2 separate regions of the Homo sapiens genome follow, and region 2 is linked to region 1. A link is a contact called in ENCODE Hi-C or POLR2A ChIA-PET data. All regions are on one chromosome and are shown on one strand. The core of a region is the stretch at or near the end of the contact, and the rest is flanking DNA. Distances in the headings are between cores, read along the strand shown. Region 1 overlaps LRCH1 (leucine rich repeats and calponin homology domain containing 1). Region 2 overlaps RCBTB2 (RCC1 and BTB domain containing protein 2).

Region 1 (5,066 bases), core at 1,812-4,311:
ACATTTCTGCCAGCTCTATCATACCTAATCACTCATTTGATCATGTCATCCTCTTCCCAGTCTCTGTTCTTTGAGCTGAAGAATGTTTGGTGATTCCTGGCTGCTTCTGGGCAAAACTCCTTAGTTTGTTGTGTGATCTGGCCCCGTCTTACCTCTTTAGACTGATAGATCCCTTCATTCTCGCATTGGTATTAAAAATCAATATAGACCATGATTTTGGGTTTATGGCTTCTGTAAGTTTGTGAGGTTTCTCTACCTAAAATTCCCTTACCACCTGTCCTCCTATGTCCCTTCCCTCTACAGTCTCCACCTGTTCAAATCCCCATGTCCCTTCAGGACACGGGTCCCAGCCTCTGCCCCAATGTAGCCTTTCCTGCTTGCCTTTAAACTGGGAGTAATATCCTCCTTTGGATTACTAGCCCTGTATTTATAGCTGTTTTGAAACCCTATGGAAGTGTAGGCTTTGAATCATCAAAAAGTATTAAGTGATGTTCAGTACTTCCATTTACTCAGTACTAAAGTTCATCAGTGTATTTTCAAACATTTTTCAACAAGACTTGAAATAAAAAAAAAGTTTTTCCTTAAGAGGTTTTTTCTTTCTTTCTTTCCTTTTTTTTTTTTTTTTTTGTCCATTTGACATCTGAATCCTGAATTGACTAGACAAATTTGGTTTTTCTAGTCAGTGGTTAACTGGGACATGCCATTCTTCAAACATTTCTAGGAATCCCAATACCTAGTAGCTGATTCGGTCGTGCTGGAGAATACAAAGGCAGTAATCAAAGAGCCTACACAGAGAGACACTGAATTTTAGAACCAGGATAAATCAAAGTGACTTTAGTGAAACGTCACCACGATCTGACGTGATCTGAATAAACCACAATCTCAGAGAGTGAGGATATGTTTTGAGTAAATTTGTTCTGTGTGTTGGCGAGAGTGGCTGCCTAGTTAACCGTGGGCAGGTCTGTGAGTTTGCGGCATGCCCCTTCGTTCCAGCTGCTTGCTGATAGGCTGGCCCAGGCGGGATCCATCCTTCTGATCGCCAGGTCCTGATGAGGCTGGTGCCACCACTACATCCATTCCAGGGAGACTCCCAATCTCTGTCAGTTTCTTCTGCTTTTCTGAATTCTAAACTCACTCTGATCTGATTTCATTATTTGTCTGTTGTGGTAGCTTTGGTGAAGTTGGACCACAAATAATGATATAGAAGAAAAAATGAACTTTTTTTCTTCTTTCCTGTGTCCTTTTATCAGGTATCATTTCCTCTATAAAACTAATTTTAAGTTGATAGAGTCTTAGGTCTATAGCCACTGTTGAATGCACCTAATCAGGCCATCTCCTTGAACTAGAGAATGTTTGCATCATAGGATAGATACCAGGTTCCCTGAGAGGTGGGTACCAGGTGCCTGGGAAGTGAAGTAACTTGCCAAGAACAGAGAGCCAGGGAGTGACATTGCAGGCATTTAAGCCTAGGCAGTCTGAGTCCCGAAAACAAGTCAAGACATTTATTGTCTTTCCATTTCTTACCCATGTTCTTACTGTTTTGCCTGGACTCCTCTTTTAATCTCAGTGAAAAAAAAAAAAAAAGTACATATTTAACAACTGAAGAAAATAAACAGAGACTGTAGTAAATTTCCAAGCTAATAGCAAGTTATGTAAAAAATACTACTTGCTGATGAGGTTTGTAAGAACCTCCTAGAACCTTATAGAACAAGTGTGGAATACTTGTTTTCTGCTAAGGGCTATTGACCCCAAGAAAATTCAATGAAGCGATCTTTGCAAAATAGTAAATGATTTTTCTTTGTCTCCCTGCAGAAGCAAAGAGGCTTAGACCTCTAGCCACTGTTGAATGCACCAAATCAGGCCACCTCCTTGAGCTACACAGAATGTTTGCATTATAGGATAGGTGCCAAGTGCCCTGGAAGGTTGGTGGAGAGAGAGATGACTTCCAGCTGAGATTGTACAGTAGAATTTAATATTTAAAGTTTCTCGATTTGACGGGGCTGAATTAGTTCATATGAGTTCATAAGTAGGAACTGCTTCGCTTAATTTTGGTGAATAAAATATCCTGGCTGCAAAATACAAAAAAGAAAGTCACCCTCATTTTCAAATGTATGGTTAGTGCTTTCCATAGAAAACATATGGCTAAATGTGTGTGTTTTTTTAATTTAGCTCTGAAATGTGAAGACTGTAATAAGATCTAGTAACAAGAGCGCAGTTTAGAAAAACCTGATTGACTCTAGTTTATGTAACTATACAGGCTATATAAAGAAAGTCTCATAAATGAACTTCATCTAAAGAGTGTGGCAGCTATAACCTTCTCCAACTTTCAGGCTCTGGGTGTTCTCCTAGCTTCTTCTGAGTTTATAGTCTTTATGTAATTATTAATACCATGATGATCATTCTGGGGTTTGCTTTTTGCCCTGGTCACTTTAGGTTTAATTTTATTCCATTCCTGGTCATTTATAGTTTTGTTCTGTCATCTCCCCATACCCATCGAGAACCCTATTCTCCTGTGGCAGACTTTAATGAATGTAACCGCAGATTATGTGTTTTCTTTCTTTGGTGAACTTAGAGGATGCATAGGCCAGGTGCCAAGTGTTAGAAGAAACCATACCTTTCCTGATGGTGCTGCATGGCTAGCCTACCCCGACCATGCAGTAAGTGACTTCCTCACCGCTGATGTGGCAGACCTGCTCTGCATCTCCACAGGGTTTCTGGGTTCTTTTCCAGGCTGTTTCCATATTGCACACTCAGACTGGGTAGGAAAGCAGGCAGGGCACAGTTTTATATGTACGTCAGCATTTTCACTTGGTGATGGATATAAGCTAACTTTTGTAGCTCTCCTAGGTTTATTACTGACATCTGTTCCCCCCTGAGCATATCCAGCTGGGGCTGAAGCCACATCTGCACTTTAAACTTCCATCTACCTTTATGTTTTCAATGTAATTTTAGATTTCATTTGTTTTTAATTGTGAACTCAGAAGAGATGAGTTCCAGCTATGACTCAGTGTGAGTTCCTATGTCATAATTCTACATTTCTGGAGTGCTTACACCTGACAGGAATAAACTCAAGGAAACAAAAAGAACAGGAAAGGCCTTAGGCACATACTGGTTGTTCTAGATGTGGAGTTCTGCTGGCAACTGCCACAGAGTGAAATTGGCCACATGGAATCCAAAGCACGGCCTCACATTGTTTTTTTTTTTTTGAATATTTTATGTAAGACAGGGATGTTAAAGGTAGAGGAAGTAATTAAGAATGGCAGCTATGTCTTTAAAATTAAACACATCGGTCATAACTTTAATGAAGGTGTAAAAGTGTTTTTAGTTTTAAACAGGCAAAAAGGCTTTTAAATACAAGTAACCAGTTTTGAGACTTTAAAAAGCAGAAGTTTTTCATGCCAGTGCTTCCTATTTTAGTTTCAAAGGAAAGGAGGAGGAGCTGAGGTTTGGATGGTTATCATAGATGAGGGAGTTGACATGATCAAAAATGTTTTTTTCCCTGGGAACACATCTTGAGTGCTTATCTCTTCTAATAGATAAAGGGCTGGTGAATTTTGAATGTTTCCTGCAGCTCTGAAGAAACACTGTGATCCTAATGAACACCGAGGAAAGCTTGTATTGCAGCCCTAAATATTACCTGCTTCAAGGAGGCAGCATGTTTTGGTACAGTCTGATCATGACTATAAATCAAAGCATCTTTACTTCTCCAGGGAGATAAAAAAAATCATGTGTTACTTTATAAGGATCTTGTAGTTGCAGTATGTCTGTCAGATGTTTCCATTTTTATGATTTAAGACACTTGGTGCTGCTATGAATAGCAAATTGGAAAAATTGGGCATTTTTTAAATTTTGAATTTTATCTTAGCATATATCTGGAAATGAAATAGCGATCTTGGAACAGAGACATCTTTGTTAGAATATGAAAGAATGTCAGTGAATTCTAACTTGAAGCTACATTGAGATGACATGTTAAAGGCATGAATAGACAAAGGGAATGATTTTCAGGAAGTGCCTTCTGGAGACTGTGGGAAATCCCGTCATGGGTAGAGGAACAGCTTGCGATTGGATCAAAGTCACGCAAAGTTACGCAGGTGGTAGATGCTGGTAGTCAACATGGCTAGGTCCATGGCAATCGATCATTTGCCCAGCATTTTGCCTGCTGAATTTGGGGGAGTGAAGAGGACATTTTCACCACCCCAGGAAGATAGTAACTAGTGCTCTATGTATGTAGCTCAGAGCCCTTGAATTTTCAAGTGACCTTTTAAAAGTTTCCCCCAGAAAGGTTTGAATAGACTTCCTATCTATTACTCTAAGTTTAGGTCTAAGAAAATTCCCAAATGGGTTAATACAGTCGATCCTCAATCTTTGAGAATTCTGTATCTGTGAAATTGGCCTACTTGCTAAAATGTATTTGTAAGCCCCAAATCCATCCGTGAGGACTCTTTGTGGTCATTGGTGGATATGTACAGAGCAGCAAAAAAATTTGAGTAGCTCAAGGTACACGTACCCGGTGGAGGTTGAACAAGGTGACACTCTGCCTTCTTGCCTCAGTTCTCATACTGTAAACGAGTGTCCTGGATGCAGACAATTCAGTGCCATGTCTTCTGCATTTTTGGGCTTTTTCTTGGTGATTTCACTGTTTAAAATGGCTCCCCAAATATAGGGCTAAAGAACTGTCCAGTAGGACTTTTTTTTTTTTTAGATGGAGTCTTACTCTTGTCGCCCAGGCTGGAGTGCAGTGGCTTGATCTTGGCTCACTGCAACTTCCGCCTCCCGGGTTCAAGCAATTCTCCTGCCTCAGCCTCTCAAGTAGCTGGGGTTACAGGCATCAGCCACCACGCCCGGCTAATTTTTATATTTTTAGTAGAGACAGGGTTTCACCATGTCGAACAGGCTGGACTTGAACTCCTGACCTCAGGTGATCCACCAGCCTTGGCCTCCCAAAGTGCTGGGATTACAGGCGTGAACCACCGCGCCTGGCCCTGTCCAGTGTTTTTAAGTGCAAGAAGGCTGTGATGTGCCTTATAGGGAAAAATACATGTGTTAGCTAAGCTTTCTTCAGGCAT
Region 2 (5,131 bases), core at 408-2,907, 1.9 Mb after region 1:
GCTGACCAGATGCTTTTTGGCCCTGGAGAAGTGAGGGCAGGGTGCTGAGACCTCCAATATGCCTCAAACCCTAGGCTACTTGGCCTAGGACAAGATGCTGCTAGGTGGTGGTCAATTTTTAAAAGTTTCCTCTCCAAGCTACTGTAGGTAATTTATAAAAAATAAAAGCCCCAAATACTTTCTAAGCAATTACATATGAACATTACACACGATAGTCTTTTCTTCTTTAGACATAAATTATAGCAAATGCTGAAGATGGAAAAAATAAAAAAAATAGCAATGCTGATAGCCTTGCCAATGTACATATAAACCTACGGTACATTTTCTTTTAAGAAAAGAAAGAAACTATACTAGGAAAATGTTTATTTCATGCCTGAAGATAACTGGGCAGGCTGTTGGTACCACACCAGCAATATGATGTGTCTCTGTCCCAGGTAAGCCCTCAGTGATAAACAGGGAAAATTCACACACCCACTTGTCATCACAGCATACTATACATAAAAATGTGCTTCAATGATACATGCTGAATATCTCAGAGTCCATTTAAAATTATGTGCTGTTGCTTAAATTTTTAGAAATGACATTTTTGCCTACAGCACACAAAAGTGAAACCAGATAGAGATGCATCATCTCTTTGGCTGAAGTCTACAGAGAGGAATGGAGGAATTCATACCTACACCACACACATTAGAGTGTGTCTGGAGTTAGGTGGCTGGGCAGTTTGATGCCTCACAGATCTGGACAGCATCAGGAAAATTGCTAATTAATGGGAGAATGAAAGGACCCTAAAAAGTTATCACTTGGATCCATGCTCCTTTACTTTATTCTAGAGTGGGATCTTCCCCTAAATACTAAATTAAGGACAGGACTTGGAAAGAGTTCCTGTGATTCTAAGAATTCAATAAATTGGCATAGGGTGGTGGTACTGGTTATAGGGGAATTCTGTCCATAGAAAACAAGGCCCCCATTATTTTTCAGTTAAAGAATTGTAGTCTATTTTGAATGCTACCACTCTGTATGGCTTCATGTTCAAAATGGGGCCCTCTGTTCTGTCCTGCAGTCCTACCACATTCTCCTAGTTTGCTCATTCTCCTACAGGACTCTCATACTTCTCCCCATAAGCCTGACATCTCCCCTCTCATCCTCATCCTCAGCTGACATGACTTCCTATTTCACTGAGAACCAGAATCACTTGAAAAGAACCTCCACAAGCTCTCCCCACCACGTCTCCTTGCCTATTACAGAGAGGCCTGTGGATGCAATCTTCTCTGGATCAAAGGTCCAAGACCCTATAGAAAGCAGAGCCCTTGCTCTGTCACTAGATCCCACTGCTCCACCTACTAAGGGGCCCTGCTCTACCAACTGTCCCCTGCATCACTGGCTTGTTCCCCTTCACTGAGTCATTTGCATCATTAGACAAGCTTCCATTTCCCACATCTTAAAAAAGTAAAGATGTTTTACCTCAAATGCCCCAAAGCTCTTCCTTTTTATCTTTATAATAAAATTACCATGAAAAGCTGCCTCTATTCCCCATCTTCAGTTCCTCTACTTCCACGCTCCGATCAGACTTCCCGCCTCACTGCGCTAAAACTGCTTGCCAAGGCCCCTCCGGCGTTCTCATCGCCAAACCCACTCGTCAGTTCTCAGTCCTCGTGCAGACGTGCCAGCAGCATCTGGTGTGGTTCGGACTTCTTCCTTCCTGTTTCGCTTTCTTTCCCAGCCTGCAGGAAACGGTCTGCTGGTTTCTCTCTTCCGTTACTGCTCACTCCTCTTCAGTCTCCTTTGCTGGTGTCTCCTTATCTCCTTAACCTCTAAGCACAGAGTGCTCAGGACTTAATCTTCAAACCTGTCTCACGTCACTGCCTCATAGCTTTGACTTCAGCACATTTCTCTCTGACTTCCAGGCTTGCTTATCCAATTTGCTTATTAGACATTTCCATTTGGATGTCTAATAGACATCACATACTTCTCATATTCAAAACCAAATTTCTGATATTTCCCCCAAAATGTTGCTCCTATCTTCTATATCTCAATAGATGCCACTTTCATCCTTACAGCTGCTGAGGGACAGAACCTCCTCAGTCGTCTTTTTTTTCCTCACATCTAATCCATCCGCACATCCTGTTGGCTCTACTTTCAAAATGTATTCAAAATCTTAACCACTTTTTACCATCCCCACAGGTGATAACTTGGACCAATCCACCATCATCACTTACTGGATTATACAGCCTCCTAAGTACCCTCCTTCACACACACACACACACACACACACACACACACACTCTTCTCTCTCTCACCCTCTCTCTCTCTCCACACACACACACACACACACACACACTCTCTCTCTCTCTCTCTCTCTCTCTTCTCTTCTCTCTCTCACCCTCTCTCTCTCTCCCTACCTCCCTCCCTCCCTCCTCAACACAGCAGCCAGGAGGCAGGAGGATTACTTCAAATGCCCATCATATCTGCTCCTCTCCAAACCCTCTGATGGCCACTCACCTTGGAACTCTGATTCCTGAAACTTGCCTATGGACTCTGCAGGCCCTGCCTCCTCCCACACACGCCACTGTGCACCTCCACCGCACCATCTCCCTGCCTCATCAGCTACTTCCCTCCCCACTGTGCTCCCTCCACACCGGGCTTGCTTTTCCCAGAACACACCACCCACACCTCCTTCAGGTCTCTGCTTGAGTCACCTGCTCACTGATGTCTTGCCTCCCTGACCATTCTATTTAAAATTTCAACTTTCATCTCAGGATGGCATTCCCTAGGCTGTCTTCCCTGTCTTACTTCTTTCCATATCACTTGTCACCATCTGACATACTATATATCCTATTCATTTATTGATCACCTATCTCCCCTCACCAGAAATTCCCATGAGAGCAGAGATTTTGGATTGTTTTGTTCATTTGCAGTACCCCAGTGCGTAGGGCAGTGCCAGGCATGTAGCAGGCACTCAGTGAATATTTGTTGAATCCATGCATAAATACTCCTGATTTCAAAATACTGAGGACAATGGAGAATTGTAGTTAAACATGCGGTTTTAAAATGTGCCCAATCTTGGACTGTATCCCAGTTTTGCAGTTTACTAGTTTACTCAGATTACTTAATCTTTCCAAGCTTCAGTTTTCTCATTTATAAACTGGATCTAATATAATAATGCCTATGTCATATAAGGTTGTTTTGAGGAGTAAATGAAACATGAACTGTGCTTAGAATAATCCCTGGCTCATATTAATTATGTACTAAGTGACAGTCCAGCATGAGGGATAATAATTTGCTGAAAGAGCCCATTTCTTGCTTATTTGAGCCAGGCAAATCAAATACAGCACTGTTCTTTATTTACGAAAGCTTGTATTTTACATTAAGTACATATACAGTCTATTTTACTTATAGTCTATTATACTAATTTAGGGTACAGCAATTAGCTGGACAGGCTGTAGTACAACAGTGCATCTCTATAGGCAAAACTGAACATCCATGAAAGGGGTATTTAGTAGGTACCTACTCTGTGTCAGACACCGTCCTAGGCGCTGGGGATATGGTTGTGAGCAAAACAAAGTCCCTGCCATGCCTCAAAGAGCTTACTTTCTAGAAAACAGAGAGCTGGAAGGTAGCCAGACAAATAATTCACATAAATAGAGAATATAAAAAAGTATTAAAAATGAAGCCTGATTCAGATGCAAACACCACGTGCCACCATCTTGACATCTGAGATGGCCCTCCATCACCGTGGCTCATCACTGTGATGCTCAAGAATGGACTAGGAAAAGTGCATGGATTTTGTCTGACCATGAAACATTCTGTGTTGTAAGTGCCCAATATGTTATTGCCTTGATATAAAACATTCACTGTGCTGTTAAATGTCATTGTTTTGAGGTAGTACTTTTTTTTTAATGTTAAGTGAAAAAAAATCTAGGTTTCAAGTATTTACAAATATATAATGTGACATAAAACAAAAACTCAGAAGCTGTTATATGAAAGTGCTAATGTTCTCTGGTTGATGAGTCATTACCTTCCTCACTTTTTGTCTTTTACAAATTTTCTTTAATAAGCATAGTATTATTTATGTAAACAGAAAAAAAGTTATAACCTTTCATCTACTAAAATGTCTCTGTTTTCTTTGACCAAAGGAGAGGATATCCTTATACCAAAAGGAAACTGACTCGAAGATGTTACAGCCTGTTTCCTAAAGATTTGGTTCTAAGATTGGTTTTCTTTCCTTTCTTTATTATCATAACAATACATGGTCACTGTAAAAGTTAAAAAAAAATAAGCAAAGAGAAGAAAATAAAAATCACCCACAATCCCACCATTCAATGATAACCACTAAGCATAGTTTTCAGTCTTTTTTTCTATGTAGATAATGAATTTTAGTTTTTTATTCAGCTATTTATACTTTTTCAAAAAATAAAAATAGGATAAGTTTTTCACTTAGTGATATATCTTGAATAGCTGCATAATTTCTTGATATTAACATTTTATAAACAAGCCTCCACTATTCACACTAACCTTTTTCTGATTTTTCAAAATTATAAACTGCTGAAGTAAACACCTTTGAAGCTAAGTCTTTGTGCAAATCCATGATTAATTCCTCAAGATAAATACTTGTGAGTGAATTCCTTGAAGAATTATGTCTTTAATTTAAGGTGCTTAATACATATTATACCAAATTGTTCTCCATACCAATTTGTACTCTCATCAGCAGTTTAGGAGAACACCATTATTCTGATCCTATACATTATCTCTAAAAATATATTCCTGCTTTGACAGGTGAAAAGTTATACCTTGTTTTCATTTATGTTTTTTGTCTATTTATAGAGCCATTTGTTCTTTGGTCCATTTCTTTCAACCAAACTGTTCCTATTGTCTTTTTGTTTTTCACTCTGGTAAACAGACTTCATTATATGTTGCAAGTATTTTTCCCAGTGTCTCATTACTTTGTAAGTTTCTCTATGGTATTTTTAAGTGGATAAAAGTTTCTTATCTTTTTAAATCAGAGCTATAAATCCTTTATGGCTTCTGCCTTTGATGTCCATCCCAACATTATATAAATACTTGCTTATACGTTGTCTAGTACTCTTGTTACTTCATTTTTTAAAAAATATTAAATATTTCCTCTACCCAGACT

The links. A loop is a pair of places that touch in the nucleus more often than their neighbours do. ChIA-PET counts read pairs that join two places held with the same protein, here RNA polymerase II (POLR2A). Pooled maps may share reads with other maps.
Region 2: a loop to region 1 is called in a map with no recorded cell type, with 2.3 times the contacts of the local background. The contact joins two enhancer-like sites. A Hi-C loop is called at or near these places in 1 of 37 single-sample maps with no recorded cell type and 3 of 50 pooled maps. POLR2A ChIA-PET finds 5 or more read pairs at or near these places in 1 of 52 experiments (activated T-cell).

Annotation. Positions count from the first base shown.
Region 1 is chr13:46,592,675-46,597,740 of GRCh38, forward strand. The region is part of intron 1 of LRCH1 (leucine rich repeats and calponin homology domain containing 1); the gene reads left to right. Among named protein-coding and RNA genes, the nearest start is that of LRCH1, 42 kb to the left of the region's middle. RefSeq lists a silencer at 2,713-2,762. Within about 2 kb of position 3,062, at least 8 of the 41 ENCODE cell types and tissues checked have a DNase peak (open chromatin) inside an H3K27ac peak, as active enhancers do.
Region 2 is chr13:48,490,979-48,496,109 of GRCh38, forward strand. All of the region lies in intron 14 of RCBTB2 (RCC1 and BTB domain containing protein 2), which reads right to left. Among named protein-coding and RNA genes, the nearest start is that of RCBTB2, 40 kb to the right of the region's middle. RefSeq lists an enhancer at 2,503-2,582. Within about 2 kb of position 1,658, at least 30 of the 41 ENCODE cell types and tissues checked have a DNase peak (open chromatin) inside an H3K27ac peak, as active enhancers do.